Regions from separate parts of the Homo sapiens genome. Here all the other regions are linked to region 1. A link is a contact called in ENCODE Hi-C data. All regions are on one chromosome and are shown on one strand. The core of a region is the stretch at or near the end of the contact, and the rest is flanking DNA. Distances in the headings are between cores, read along the strand shown. Region 1 holds the start of SLC4A7 (solute carrier family 4 member 7). Region 2 holds the start of TGFBR2 (transforming growth factor beta receptor 2). Region 3 holds the start of UBE2E2-DT (UBE2E2 divergent transcript).

Evidence for each region. Hi-C counts contacts between places; a loop is a spot of excess contacts on that map. Pooled maps may share reads with other maps.
Region 2: a pooled map shows a loop between it and region 1 (10-fold over the local background). The contact joins the promoter of TGFBR2 here to the promoter of SLC4A7 in region 1. A Hi-C loop is called at or near these places in 7 of 50 pooled maps.
Region 3: a loop to region 1 is called in a map of B cell, with 10 times the contacts of the local background. The contact joins the promoter of UBE2E2-DT here to the promoter of SLC4A7 in region 1. A Hi-C loop is called at or near these places in 2 of 168 maps with a recorded cell type or tissue (B cell and naive thymus-derived CD4-positive, alpha-beta T cell) and 5 of 50 pooled maps.

What each region holds. Positions count from the first base shown.
Region 1 is chr3:27,482,992-27,485,813 of GRCh38, reverse strand. SLC4A7 (solute carrier family 4 member 7) reads left to right here and starts at 1,430. Exons shown (of 26, transcript NM_001321103.2): 1 at 1,430-1,747. The coding sequence starts at 1,688. RefSeq lists enhancers at 772-901, 1,380-2,156, 2,172-2,231, 2,262-2,471, 2,632-2,691 and silencers at 1,032-1,511, 1,542-1,901, 1,932-2,001.
Region 2 is chr3:30,605,222-30,607,921 of GRCh38, reverse strand. It overlaps TGFBR2 (transforming growth factor beta receptor 2), which reads right to left and starts at 1,321. Exons shown (of 7, transcript NM_003242.6): 1 at 945-1,321. The coding sequence starts at 1,038. It overlaps LOC105377015 (translation initiation factor IF-2-like), which reads left to right and starts at 998. Exons shown (of 2, transcript XM_047449400.1): 1 at 998-1,776; 2 at 2,364-2,700. The coding sequence starts at 998. The coding sequence ends at 1,438. RefSeq lists a silencer at 1,148-1,247.
Region 3 is chr3:23,201,634-23,204,333 of GRCh38, reverse strand. It overlaps UBE2E2-DT (UBE2E2 divergent transcript), which reads left to right and starts at 1,341. Exons shown (of 2, transcript NR_136176.1): 1 at 1,341-1,470. UBE2E2 (ubiquitin conjugating enzyme E2 E2) reads right to left here and starts at 1,007. Exons shown (of 6, transcript NM_152653.4): 1 at 870-1,007. RefSeq lists a silencer at 847-1,536 and enhancers at 1,887-1,946, 1,359-2,334.

The DNA.
Region 1 (2,822 bases), core at 181-2,680:
ACAGGGTCTAGCTCTGTCACCCAGGCTGGAGTGCAGTGGCGTGATCTCAGCTCACTGCAACCTCTGCCTCCTGGGTTCAAGCGATTCTCCTGCCTCAGCCTCCTGAGTAGCTGGGATTACAGGTGCCTGCCACCATGCCTGGCTAATTTTTGTATTTTTAGTAGACACGGGGTTTCGTCATGTTGGTCAGGCTGGTCTCGAACTCCTGATCTCAGGTGATCCGCCCGCCTCGGCCTCCCAAACTGCTGTAATTACAGGCGTAAGCCACCGCGCCCGGCCAAATTTCTCATCTTTATGAAACACTCAAGAGAAACCTGTTAACAATAATGAAAATTATCAGCATGCTATGTGCCAGGCACTTTTATGAATATAAATCCCCTTAATCCTTCAATGAGCCTGCATGGCAGGTATTACAATCATCCCGTTACAGAAGGGATATTTGAGAGACGGCCTACAGGGTGGACTCAATAATGTGGCAGCTGGCCGGGTGTGGTGGCTCATGCCTGTAATCCCAGCACTTTGGGAGGCTGAGGCTGGTGGATCACCTTAGCTCAGGAGTTCGAGACCAGCCTAACCAACATGGTGAAACCCCGTCTCTACTAAAAATACAAAAAGTTGCCGGGCGTGGTGGCGCGCGTCTGTAGTCCCAGCTACTCAGGAGGCTGAGGCAGGAGAATAGCTTGAACCCAGGCAGCGGAGGTTGCAGTGAGCCGAGATCATGCCATTGCACTCCAACCTGGGCTGGTGCAAGACTCTGTCTCAAAAAAAAAAAAAAAAAAAAAAAAAGTGGCAGCTGTCGTGGTGCTCAGTGGGCGAGCAAGCACAGGAGGACACCTGGTCAAGTGTACCCCATCTTTCACGGTCCCTGAGTTGGGGTTCGTGCCTACTGGATTGACAGAAAAGAAACTTCCAGGAGTCGTGAAGACTCGTTAGTTGCTTCGGAGGGTTATCCTGGGCGTCCTTGACAGAGGTGGCGTCCTCCTTCCCTGCAGCCTCTAAAGAATGTAGTTAGGAGCCAAGGGAGGTGGTGACCCCCCACCCCATTGAGAACGTCAGGGGAGCTTCCGACTTGAAAAACTAGTTAGACGCTCAGCTTCGGTCAATTAAGCTTATACAAAGAGGGGCGGTGCGTCCTGAGGAGGTGGCACGGGGGAGGCGAGCGGAAGTCCGCCAGCCGCCGATTGGCTGGGACAAATGTCCGTCCCGCCTCCCTCCCGCCCCATCTCCCGGTGGCCTAGCGGCGCGGCCCGCGGGCGCGCTGAGGAGGCTGGCGGTGCCAGACTGGCAGGGGGCGTGACCCGAGGAGGCGGGGCGGGGGGGCGTGTCTTGCCTGGCCCCGGCGCCGGGCTCGTCACGGTTTGCGGCTCCGCCCCCGAACCCCTCCTCCTACGCGGCTCTCCTCCTTCCCGCTCGGTCCGCCGGTTCGCTCAGTTCTAGCTTCAGGTTCCACGCCGCGGCCTCGCTCTCCTACTAAAGCCAGCCCAGCAGTCGCAGCGCGCACACGCACGCCCCGCGTCTCCCGCGCCCGGCGCCCGGCTCTCCCCACGCGCGCACACCTCGCGCACGGACGCACCCACGTTTGTCCTCGCGCGCCGGGGGCTCGGCGGCGGCGGCAGGGGCAGCGGCAGAAGCAGGCAGACCGCGCGGGGCAGTACCGTAGCGGCCGTCACGGGCTGGCCGGCCGGCCATGGAGGCTGATGGGGCCGGCGAGCAGATGAGACCGCTACTCACCCGGGTAACGAGCAGGGTGAGGGCGCCGCGGCGGTGGGGCTCCTCCGCAGGGGGAGGGCGCGGGGCGAGGCAGACAAAGGCGGGGGGCGCGGCGGGCGTCGCGGCTCGGCCACCTCGTCCCAGGCCCGTCGCCCCTCCACCTCCCGGCGGCCGGCGCGCCTCGCCATCCCCTTTGTGTGGCGGCCTGGGGCGCGGGTGGGAGGGGGCCAGCGGCTGCGCTCGGGAGGCCCGAGTCGGGGCGGCCGGCGGCGCGCCGCGGGCATCCTCTGCGCGGCTCAGGCGGGACCCCGACATCCCCGCAGAGGCCGCCTGTGACCCCGACCATCCATCCCTTCCCTCAGCGCTCGCCTCCCCTGTTTCTTAGCGCGCTCCCCAGGCGGGGTCCCGGTTCCGGTTGCCTTGGCGCAGGAGTTTCAGATTAGCCCTCGAAAACCTATCTTTCTTCTCCTTCTAAGGAGGACGGCGGCTCCACCTGTCTCTAGCCCCAGGCAGTGGTGAAGAGCTGGTTGAATCTTTCCCCCTCTTTCCGAGTGTCCCCTCCCGCTCCGCGGTGCGCTTTGTTCGGTGAGTTCTCCGGCCGCGTGGACTGGCCGCGCTCCTTCCCGGCCAAGGCTCTTTCGCTGTTGCCTGCCGGGTCCGCCTTCTCCACTGGCTGGGACCCGGGGAGTATCCTCCTGCCGCAGGCCAAGTAGAAGGAGGAGGGTGTCCTGAGCTGTCTGGTGCTCCTTCTCTAACTCAGCTAGCAAGATCGCGTTTCCTACTGAGACTGGCTTTGATTTCAGGGTTAGAAGAGAATGGGGATGGACTTAAGGCCGGTGTTCCCATTTGTGATGATGGGTGAACGGCCCATGCTCAAGAAGCGGACTTCCTGCTTTCTTTAGAGCACATGCGTCCCCGCAGTTGTCTCTTTCTCCTTTCCAAGTTCGTGACTCAAAGGAGATGGAAGTATTCTAAATTTTCCTACTTCTAATTTTTACTATGCAACCAGCAAAGGCGGGAAGGTTGCAGGGAAAATTGTCCGGTCTTTCACAACTAAGAGGAAAATTACTTCTCCTATGTTTTTATTCAAGAGTTGTCTTTAAAACTGCCTG
Region 2 (2,700 bases), core at 72-2,571, 3.1 Mb before region 1:
TTACACTTTCCATAACAAATAGTTAAGAACCCCCATTCCTGCATGCATATATATATTAATATTATATATATTTATATATATAATTATATATATATTTATATATATATAATATATATATATATTTTTTTATTTTTATTTTTTCCTTAAAAACCTTCAGAGACAGCGATCAGGTGGGTAGCCTAGTTAGGATTTTAACCCTTCGGTTTCCAACAAACGATAATTGCATAGAACCATCAACTCCCTGAAGACAGGACTATCTTGTTCCAGGCAAAATCTACAGCCTCTAGCACCCAGTAGGCATTCAGTGAGGGATTCTCGGTTTCACCTGAGCATCTCCACTCCCTATCCATCCATGCCAAGGCGTCAGTGGAGCCAGCTAACTTTCTTTTGGAAATCGATTATTTTCTTGAAACTTGTTTCCAAAAACTCCGGGCCAAGAAGCCGGCCTGAGGGAAAGCGTGGCCGTCTCCAGGAGCTAAGGACTGAGGAGCTGGCCTTTTGAACGGGTGGCTCAGAAAGAGCTGGGTGGGCACGCGGCATCGCCATGGGCGGAGTGGCCCAGGTGCGCTGGCTGCTTTGGCAGCTCAGGCTGCCGCTCCGGGCCGCTGCTCCCCGGCCGCCTTCAGATAACCAACTTCTCAAACTTCCCTTTCCGGGGGTGGGGGCTCGCCTCGAACGCGGCCAACACAACGCCTTTCCTGCTCGCACAAAGGGGACCAAACGTGCCCCGCGCCCCTTGCAACTGAACTTTCCTTCTCTTTTTCAAGAAAAACTCACAATCCCTGCAGCTACGGGAGTCGGGCTGCGTGAGTGTCGCGGGGGAAACTTTCCTCGTTTCCGCCCGGGGGCCGGGTTGCCGGGCCCGACTGTCAAGCGCAGCGGAGAGGCGGGGACCCCAGGAAGACCCCCGGCGCCCCGCCGAGCCCGGGCTGGGGACCACTCACCCGACTTCTGAACGTGCGGTGGGATCGTGCTGGCGATACGCGTCCACAGGACGATGTGCAGCGGCCACAGGCCCCTGAGCAGCCCCCGACCCATGGCAGACCCCGCTGCTCGTCATAGACCGAGCCCCCAGCGCAGCGGACGGCGCCTTCCCGGACCCCTGGCTGCGCCTCCGCGCCGCGCCCTCTCCGGACCCCGCGCCGGGCCGGCAGCGCAGATGTGCGGGCCAGATGTGGCGCCCGCTCGCCAGCCAGGAGGGGGCCTGGAGGCCGGCGAGGCGCGGGGAGGCCCCCGGCGGCCGAGGGAAGCTGCACAGGAGTCCGGCTCCTGTCCCGAGCGGGTGCACGCGCGGGGGTGTCGTCGCTCCGTGCGCGCGAGTGACTCACTCAACTTCAACTCAGCGCTGCGGGGGAAACAGGAAACTCCTCGCCAACAGCTGGGCAGGACCTCTCTCCGCCCGAGAGCCTTCTCCCTCTCCTCGACGTCCAGCCCCTAGCTCTCTCGTAGCTGCCAATCATGTTTCCTAGACCAGCCCCTCCGAGAGCTTTGGCCGACTTTCAGCTGCCCCTCACCGCCCTCCCACACCACTCAGGAGTTCCTCGCTCCAAGTATTTACTCAAGAATGACTAAGTGCACACAGTTCACAAAGTAACAACAGAAAACGTCCACGTTTTCCCTAGTAGATCAGAACATCTGCCGCCTCCCCTCAGCTTTCTTCAGATTGCTCCTAGGTGCTTTAGAGATGCGTTTTCAAATTGCAAGTTGAGATCCAGGAGTGAATACTCCAATCTATTGAGTCGCGAGCACATTTCTTTCCCAAATAAAATAGTAACGGTAAATTCTACTTCATTAAATTTGTGCTTCAGTTGTGTCTATATGCATGTATGTATGTGCATACACTGTCAAGTTGTAAAATGTTTTTCTTTAGGTCGAAGTCTAGAGGTTTTTCTCAAGTTTTAATGTACATATTGATCACCTGGAAATCTTATTTAAAAATGCAGATTCTAATTCAGTAGGTCTAGGAGGCAGGCAGAGATTCTGCATTTCTAATGAGCACCTGGATAGAGCGTCCCATTTTGCACCGCCTCTTCCCGGGACTGAGTCAGTGAGTAATTGTAAATGATCACCTATCACGAAGTGATAGTGGTGGGAAATGTAATTTTCAGAATGTATAGAGTATAGCAGAAACTGTAAAATTAAAAGTGGGTTGGGAGTCACCTGAATGCTTGTGCTTTTATTCCCTTAATGCAGGTGAAGAAAGAGAATACTTACCCTCTCATGTGCAAACGGGGTAACATGGGAGCAGAACAGTATAAACTTTCAAATTTCCTTTCTTGCTAGGGCAACCAGATTTGCCCAAGACATTCCTGGTGTACATGTTTTGTAGTTTAAATATTAATAGAACCCCCTTTCTCTTTCAGATATGTCCTGATTGGATAATAAACTATGTGATCAACCTACTTCCCACTCTCAAAGATATGATTCTGTACAGCCCTCTGGTCAGTAGATCTTCTAGCAATTCATTTAATGAATTCCTTTACCTGAGAGGAAGATTGCAGAGGCAAGGGTTTGTGCCAGGGTCTCCAGGGAATAAAGGTAAATAGCCCTCCCCCAAACCCAACTCCCAAATCTTTCCTGTCATTCTAAGTGTTCATTTGCTTCATCCTGGAATTTTAACTCATGCTCCACCTAGCACCCAAGCTGCCTCTGGATGTTTTGCCACTTCCCAGTACTCATGTTGAAGATGCAGAAAGTGCA
Region 3 (2,700 bases), core at 92-2,591, 4.3 Mb after region 1:
CCGAGCACAGGATGATGTCTTTCTAAAGCAGCCTTAATTTCCTTAAGGGAAGATGGATTGGACATTTCTGGTTGGTCGTGGGGGAAAAAAGCCACAAGAAGCCACGCTTTATCTTCATTAGAAATGGTAAAGGGCAAAAAGATCAAAACATTATGAGAGAGATCGGAGAAAAGAGGGGGAGAAGTGGGGTGGGCGGGAAGGGGGAGAGGACAGAGGGAATCCAGTTTCAAACCAGGCCAGTGGGGGCTGCAGAGAAGAGACCAGAGAAAAATGGGCTTCGGTTCCAAACTGTGACAAGCGCCAGGCATCACAAAAGACCAATACAACACACACCCCTCACCAGGACACACACAAATATACCCCACAAGGTCTTCTCCGGGCGGGCCACCGGGGTGCGGCGGCGAAGGAGCCAAACCCGGCACTCGCCAGGAGACACACCATGTGCAGCAATTATGCAATTAGGGAAAATAGCAAAAGATCAAGCCGGGCACTTTCCACCGTGACATTTATCCTGTACTTTTGAAAAGACTTAGTTCCAGGATGCGGCTAGGAGAAGGAAAGCGCTGGGAGGGTTGAGAAGGATGGGGAACTGAGAACGGAAGGGGGTAGAAGGAGGACAGGGAGAGAAGAGGCAGAAGGGGGGGATGGGAAGAAGGGGGAGGGGTAGAAAGGGCGAGAAACGGGGGCAGGAGGCTCGCGGGAGGGGGCGTAGGGAACCGGGCACGGGGAGCGAGGAAGGAGGGAACTAGGGCACGAGCGGTGTAAGCAGAGACCTGCGACGCGGAGGGGAGGTCGGGGGAGTGAGGAGGACGTCAGCGAGAGGGAGGACGCCCGAGGAGGGGAGGCACCGGCGCGGCCCGAGCGAATACCTGAGGGGGGGGTGTCCGTGCAGGTCGCAGGCTCGAGCCGAAGCCCTGGGAGAGAGCTGCCCAGGCGCGAGGGGGAGGGAGACTGGGGAGGCCCCAGGGACGGGATGTCCCCTGCGGACCGTCTAGTCACCGAAAGCCGGACCCACGCACCACGCACCCGACCACGCCTGTCCCCGCCGCGCTCGCGCCCGCCCGGACTCACCCTCAGCGCCGCCGCTGCCGCCGCCCCCGGCCGTTCCAGCTCCGGCTCCTGAGGCTGCTGCCCGCGGCTGTCGCTGTGGCTGCCCCTGAGTCCTGGAAAGTGAAGCCACCACCTCCGGGAGCCGCCGCCGCCCGGCCGTCCGCGCGCGCACCCGCGAGTGCGCGTGCCTGCGCGCCCGCCCGGGAGAGACCGCGAGAGCGCGAGCCCCACGTCGGCCATGCGGCGCCGCGCGCCTCCCTCCTCCCCCCGCCCCTCCTCCTCCGGCGCGCGGCCGCGAGGGGGCGGGGGCGGGAGCGCGCCCGGGCGGGCTGCCCCGCCGGTCGGGAGAGGGGGTGGGGAGGCGGCGAGGAAAAGTAAAGTGACAGCTGGGTCCCGCGCGCAGACTGGGCTCTGACGGGGGTGAGCGAGGGGCGTCCCACGGGGAAGGAACGACAAGGACGGGGAGAAGTGGGGGAAACCGAGGCTGACGGGGTGGCTTGAGGGGAGGGGACGCGAGGACCTTGCCGGGCACGCGCATTAAAGGGAAACGCCGGCTGGGGGTTAGGGGTTACCCCAAGACGGTGCAGGCAGTGGGACGAGGAGGCCTTTTACCCCCATCCACCGCAGCCCTTGACTTCACGCTCGCCTCGAAGCTTTCGCAAAGTAGATACGGGGACTGACCCTGTTGACACACTAACCCAAACTCGCAGACGCGTGGGGCTCGCATGTACCCAAGACAGGAAAACTTCACGTTGGCCTGGAAACTTCTTCCAGGCTAAGCCTGAGTCTTCACCAGACACTGCAGCACGAAGGCCCTTCTGCCTTTTGGCTCGCCCTGGCCCAGAATGCGCACCAGCCGGTAGAGAGGAGCTTCGGGCCGTTTAGCCCTGGGGTATTGAAGAGAGGGGTGGGGGTACAGGGTGCACCACTGTCAGAGTGAGTGGGAAGCTGCCTTCATGCCCAGTTGAAGGATATGGGAACAGTAGCAGTGCTGTAGGTGGCATGAGGGAACATTAGGTTCCGTTGTACTCCTCATCCCAAATAACCGTTTAAAAAAAAAAAAAAAACGTACCTGCTTTGCGAACTTAGCTTCCACGAAATTTCTCCCACTCCAACCTCCAGCCTCACTTACCAACGGAATGCTGGGTCGTTGGCAACGGGGTGTCCAGGGATGCAGCAAAATTAACTTCTATCTTTGTGGAGGAAAGGATTGGAAGATCTTTCACTGCTTAATTGCTGAAATTATGGTTGCTACAGTACTTCATTTGACTGTAGATGTTTTAACTGCTATTTACTAAGTTCAAAATGGGTTTAATACAAATCAGTTACCCTTTTCATTTATTCAAGGAATATTTATTGATACCAGGCACTGTCTAGGTGGTAGATATATGACATTGAATAAAAGAAAAAAATCCTTGTCCTCAGAACTTCCCTATGTCTGAACCTTCTCTGTTGTACACTCAGCATCACATTCGTCAGCAAATTCTGTTGACTCTGTTTTCACAAATATATGGTGAAAATGTCCACTCCGTCTCACTCCCCTCCCCACTGCTAATGTCCTGGTCTAAGGCATCATCTCTCAATAATTATCTCCTACCTGATCTTTCTACCTCCCACTCTCCGCCTCCTCCCTCCCCAACACCTACACAC